Linked DNA regions of Homo sapiens: region 2 is linked to region 1. The links are chromatin contacts, found by Hi-C or POLR2A ChIA-PET in ENCODE. All regions are on one chromosome and are shown on one strand. The core of a region is the stretch at or near the end of the contact, and the rest is flanking DNA. Distances in the headings are between cores, read along the strand shown.

What was found. A loop is a pair of places that touch in the nucleus more often than their neighbours do. ChIA-PET counts read pairs that join two places held with the same protein, here RNA polymerase II (POLR2A). Pooled maps may share reads with other maps.
Region 2: a loop to region 1 is called in a map of endothelial cell of umbilical vein, with 5 times the contacts of the local background. The contact joins two enhancer-like sites. A Hi-C loop is called at or near these places in 9 of 168 maps with a recorded cell type or tissue (Caco-2, Caki2, Calu3 and 6 more), 19 of 37 single-sample maps with no recorded cell type and 7 of 50 pooled maps. POLR2A ChIA-PET finds 5 or more read pairs at or near these places in 10 of 52 experiments (A673, AG04450, BJ and 7 more).

Annotation. Positions count from the first base shown.
Region 1 is chr6:129,642,680-129,645,399 of GRCh38, forward strand. All of the region lies in intron 1 of ARHGAP18 (Rho GTPase activating protein 18), which reads right to left. Among named protein-coding and RNA genes, the nearest start is that of ARHGAP18, 66 kb to the right of the region's middle. Within about 2 kb of position 1,417, at least 5 of the 41 ENCODE cell types and tissues checked have a DNase peak (open chromatin) inside an H3K27ac peak, as active enhancers do; they include HCT116, PC-9, Panc1 and 1 more, where a contact is called at or near this core.
Region 2 is chr6:129,682,264-129,685,416 of GRCh38, forward strand. All of the region lies in intron 1 of ARHGAP18 (Rho GTPase activating protein 18), which reads right to left. Among named protein-coding and RNA genes, the nearest start is that of ARHGAP18, 26 kb to the right of the region's middle. RefSeq lists an enhancer at 1,781-2,075. Within about 2 kb of position 1,873, at least 35 of the 41 ENCODE cell types and tissues checked have a DNase peak (open chromatin) inside an H3K27ac peak, as active enhancers do; they include HCT116, PC-9, Panc1 and 1 more, where a contact is called at or near this core.

The sequences.
Region 1 (2,720 bases), core at 167-2,666:
TTATATAATTCTTGTGTTTATCATTTATATTCATAAACCAAACTTAGTCAACTCTTATACAGCAAATATCTTCAACCGATGAAGCACTATTTGAATTTCCATTTTATTTTTGAAATCAAAATATAAATAGGATGATTTAAGTTTGCTGTTATAATCTACTGTAGAAAGAAATTTCTAATCTTTATTTATAAATGGACCCATGATTTATATGTATTAAAAATTCAAAACTGGGGTACAAACTCATTTATTAGCAATTCTGAATAGCTTGGAATTACCTCAAACATTTCTCTCTCAGATATTATCTATGAAGAATAAATTGAATAAATAAGAGTATTTGTATAACTTCAAGTAAACAATGTTTTTTGTTATAATTCATATCTTACCTACTTCTAAAATTGAATTAAAGGAGCTTATAATAAAAACCTATATATAATAAAATAATTTTTTGTTTTATTATTATTTATAGAGAAGACCATGCCCGATTCCTTAAAAGAAGAAATTTTTCAGCTTTGATGCCTTTCCTTTATATACGGTTGATATGGTTTGGCTATGTCCCCACCCAAATCTCATCTTGAATTGTAGTACCCATAAGCCCCATGAGTCCTGGGGGGACCCAACAGGAGGTAATTTAATCATGGGGGCAGTTACTTTCATGCTGTTCTCGTGATAGTGAGTGAGTTGTCATGAGATCTGATGGTTTCATAAGGGGCTTTTCCCCTTTTGGCTTGTTACTTCTCCTTGTTGCCATCATGTGAATAAGGGTGTGTTTGCCTCCCTTTCTGCCATGATTTAAGTTTCCTGAGGCTTCCCCAGCCATACTGAACTGTGAGTCAATTAAACCTCTTCCCTTTACAAATTACCCAGTCTCAGGTATGTCTTTACAAGCAGCGTGAGAATGGACTAACAATAAATTTTTTTAAAGAATACAATTTGAGTGAGGACAATAGTTGAATAACTGTTTTGCTATTCTAATTTTCAGATTGCTTCTCTCAAGAAGGACTTCCAGGAAGTAATTCTTTGTTTGCCAGATTGGTTTTACTTACTGTACATATTGAAAATAATTTTAAAATTACAACAAAATAATAGTGTGTGAACATTCACATTTAAACTAACCTTTCCCAAAATTGTTTAAAATAGTAGGATTTTAATAGTACATAAGGGAGAGGGTCACTAAACTCTGGGCGAATCTATCCAGCAGCTTAATTCCAACTGGTTAGAAAAAGGCAAGGAACTTAATTGTTTATTGCTGCAAATAAATGCAGTATAACTGAGCACTTAGCTTTAATATGCTAATAAGCCAGTTTTATTCCTTTAAAGATGATTCTTCCTGCCTTGATTACAAACTTTATTAATGCTGGTTGCATACATGAATAAACAATCACTATACTCTCTCCCCAGTAGCAACCTTGGGGTGGCGATGGGTGGGAATTAGGACAGGGGCCAACAAGCCTAAGTCTAGACATGTTTGTGAATCTCTTTCCTTAAGTCTCCATTGTTCATTGTTTGCCTTCTTCATCCCTTAATTCAAGGGGTACTTCCTCCTTCCCTGGCCTCAATCGTCCTGTTTACATCTCTGTATTCCACCTGGGTCCCCATATCCGGCCCCAATGGCCACTACATAGCCAGTATTTTTCTTGTAGAGTTTTCACTCCTGATTCTTAAATTAACATGTAAATGAGAAAGTCATCCCTCTCTTAAAAATAAAAAATATATATTTTTAAATTTCTGGTTCAGCAGCTCAACTTATCTGTATTGTTCATATTCCTTACTTCTGCCTTACCAGGATAGCTAATGTTAATTTACAGATGACTGCCAGCTTCATTTTTCGTATTGCATGTCAAATAGACAGATGCCTTATCCTTTTGTTTTCTCTCTCATAGTGTGAAATTGACCACCTTACTTCTGTCTCCTTTAACTCTTACCCCCCTGTGAGACCACAATAAGTACTGTAAACTGTGTGAAGTATAATGACTAACGCCAAATAATTGGGTTTATCTGCTCAAGGGAAAAAGGTGCAGTTGAACTAGAAGTACATTAAGCCTTTCACTCCTGAAGGAATGTGTTTATTCTGGCAAGAATTTTCCAGTAAATTTCCATTAAGATAGCATGTGCAGAAAAATGCAAGGTCATTGAGTAACACCATTGTTACATAAATACACCATCTATATCAAGCCTTGCTTTCAAAACATGCATAAAGCAAAAATTGAATAGCTTAGTGCTGATGAATTGACTCAATATTTTGACTTTAATAAGATTCAGAAGCTGAATAGGTTTGTGATAACCTAAAAATACTGAGTCATGGAAAAGAGGAATTTTCTTTTTCTTTTGTCTGTATTTTTTTTTGATCACTGGTAAATACTGCAAGAACACATTTTCATTTTTAAATAAGAGGGGATGAGGAGTGGGAAGGAGACAGCCATTCAGTAATAGACTACCCTCCTTGGTCAACCTGCCACGTATTTTTTAATTTGTCTAAAAATGTAAGTGAACATTCCTTCAGTTTACATCAATGAACATGTTGTGTTACTTCTTTTCTTTGTAGAATATATTCTACTTTTGTACTTCAGACAGGCAGTGACTAAAAGTCTGGACCTTCCTAAAACTGTTCTGCTAAGAGGCCAGTTAACTAGTTTCCTCTTTTCTGTTTTTAGGAGTATGTTATATGATATCATGTTCATTCTGCAAATGGGGTTCAAAAACATAAAGCAACATCTGCTAGA
Region 2 (3,153 bases), core at 623-3,122, 40 kb after region 1:
GAAGAAATAACTCCAGCTTTGGAACATAAAACAACCCACGCCTTTCTCTTTGCCAAGCCAGAATCCTGACATGACCACTTCTGAAGCCCCCTTGCCTCATTTCCCCGTGTTCTGAGGCTAGCTTCCCTCTCTGGCAGACCCCCAGAACAATACATGAGGTCTTACAGGCAAGTAGTCCTACAGATCCAAGAGGAATCAAAGCATAGCTGTCACCCACACAGGATGCAAATGGCATCTCCTCATGGACAACTGGGTGCCATTATCTGTAGATGGTTACTGAAACACAGACTTCTGACATTAGTGTTAGTCGAATTCTAAAGTTTGATCTGGTAAAAATAAACTAAAACCCTAGAGACACAAAGCAACATTCTTATGTCCCAAAGCATCATCACATAATTAGCAAACATTTATTGACTGTCCACAGCCTGCCTGGCATTAACTAGATGTTGAGATTCAGGAATAAAGAAAACAACATGTTTAATGCCTTGATGAGTTTATAGTCTAAGATGGATAGAGTAACTGGACACACAGCTGAGAATAAACAAGGGACTGAACAATAAAACACAATAAGAATTTTTTTGAGAAAACTGCACACATAATGCATTTTAATCAAGGTAAACCATATAATACATTTTAATCAAAAGACATAGCTTGATAATATTACTATATTCTATTGATTGTTCTATTTCTTTCTTTCTCGTTCTGTTTCTCCTTTCTGTTTTTACCACCATGGTTATTCACAGACTTATATACTTCAGGAAAAAAAAAGTGAGAAATGTGTTTTGTTTTTTCTTTTTTTTTTTTTGTTTTTTTTTTTGTTTTTTTTGAGACGGAGTCTCGCTGTGTCACCCAGGCTGGACTGCAGTGGCGTGATCTCGGCTCACTGCAAGCTCCACCTCCCAGGTTCACACCATTCTCCTGCCTCAGCCTCCCGAGTAGCTGGGACTACAGGCACTCGCCACCACGCCCGGCTAACTTTTTGTATTTTTAGTAGAGACCGGGTTTCACCATGTTAGCCAGGATGGTCTCGATATCCTGACCTCGTGATCTGCCCAATTCAGCCTCCCAAAGTGCTGGGATTACAGGCGTGAGCCACCACGCCCGGCCTTGTTTTTTCTTTTAATTTGAGGTGGAAGGAACCAGCACAGGGTTGTTGGTTTTTTTATCTGCCAAGTACGGGCTTTTTTTCCCGTAGAAATGAAAAACTATATCTACTTGCATTAGCTTCATTTCATTAAAACATTGATCACACGTTAATAATTTGTGATCAAATTCATTTACGTATAAACAACCAATATCAGATCCTTTCATATTTTGATTAGCAGTATGAATTACAGAGCGGAATGATAACAAGTCAGAGAAGAAAAAAGCCCTGATGAGTCAAAAATGTAATGGAAAATAGAGGTTGGAGATGGCAAAATCTTTCCTTATTTCACAATTTTCTCTGGGGCCAGCCCAATTTACCTTTCACAACAATGCAATAACAAAGCAGCAAGGTGTATCTCTGCCTTGCACAAAGTGGATATGGTGAATGAGAACACCATCAAGAATCATAAAATGATGTGGGCATACCTGGAAAGTAACGTGGAGGTGTAACCACGGCGGGGGGGAGTTCTGCTAAGAAAGGAAAGGTGAGAAAACACTTGGGAGAAAATGGCTTTTGAAAATGTGAATTGAAAAGAGAAGGAGCTCAAAGCCAAGAAACTGACACTGACAGCGCGAGATGATTGAAGTGCAGATTAGGATTGAGTTGGGGCGTTGAAAAATAAAGTACAGATCTGAAAAATCTTGGAGAGAAAAAAATAACAAAGCTTAGTAAGAGCTCCTTGAGCAGGCCTGGGGAGAGAGATGTCAGTGATGACTCAGATGTCAGGAGTGGCAAGGCAGGCCAGCTGCAGGACTGCCAGTGACAGGAGGAAGTAGGAGAGGAAATGATGCATGCGATAGCTAAGAAACACTATAAATGGCTACATATCTGTGGTTTCTCCAGCAAAAATGCATGTGCAAAACGTTCTGTATTCAGTACCCTAGTTAAAATATAACTGTGGGGAGAGCAACAGATTAACTACACAAACTGTTGCTTTAAGATAGCATGCCTAGGAATGTGCATGGGAAAAAAATACTGAGGCAAAATAAAATTCAATTGTGGTTAGCTCTAGAGTAGTATTATATTAATAATATAAGTGACTTTTGCCTCCTCTTTTGTGCTGCTATTTTTCTAAATTTTCTCTATTGAGAATGTTGTCTTGTAGGGCAAAGTTTTGAAAGTTCCTAAGTGAACATGTTAGAATGCTGTGTGTTAGTTTGTAAATTTCATGGAAACACATACACACCAGAACGCATCCACCAACATTAGGTGTCATGGAGCCTGCGGCACACAGAGGGTCCTCCAAAACAGCATTAATATATCCGTAGAAGTCCATGGGAATCATCGTAGTTGGCCATCTGGTGACTTTCACGTGTTTAGCATATAATCAGAAGTACACAGATTGACCATACTTTACCCAAATCATGAAAGCCAAGAAATTTGTCTAATAAATAAATTACTTAACCCGAAGCCTAATACTACCCCAAGGAATTTTTCAGTAAGATCTGTGAAATGCCCTCTAGAATCAGAGAAGATATCAGCACTAAGATATTTGAGTATTAAATACAGTGTTTCATGATCCTAGAAAAGTGGAATGGGTACTTCCAAAGTAAACTGGGCAAATCCAATATGCAAGGTCACTGAAATAGAGAAACGTCATTACTGCTTTCTCAGACTCCGGCGGTGGACACTGGACACAGCGTAGTAATTAACAGGACAGCCTCTGGAACCAGGCTGCCAGGGTTTCAAAGCAGCTCCACCACATTCCTAGCATGTCACCTTGAGCAAGTTTTCTTCACTTTTGGGCCTCGGTTTCCCCAACTATAAAATAGAGACCATAACTATACCTACTCTCATAGAATCATGAAATATAGGGCTGGGCACAGTGGCTCACATGTGTAATCCCAGTACTTTGGGAGACCGAGGTGGGCGGATCAATTGAGGTCAAGAGTTCAAGACCAGCCTGGCCAACATGGTAAAAACTCATCTCTACTAAAAATGCAAAAATTAGCCAGGCATGGTGGCAGGCACCTGTAATCCCAGCTACTTGGGAGGCTGAGCTAGGA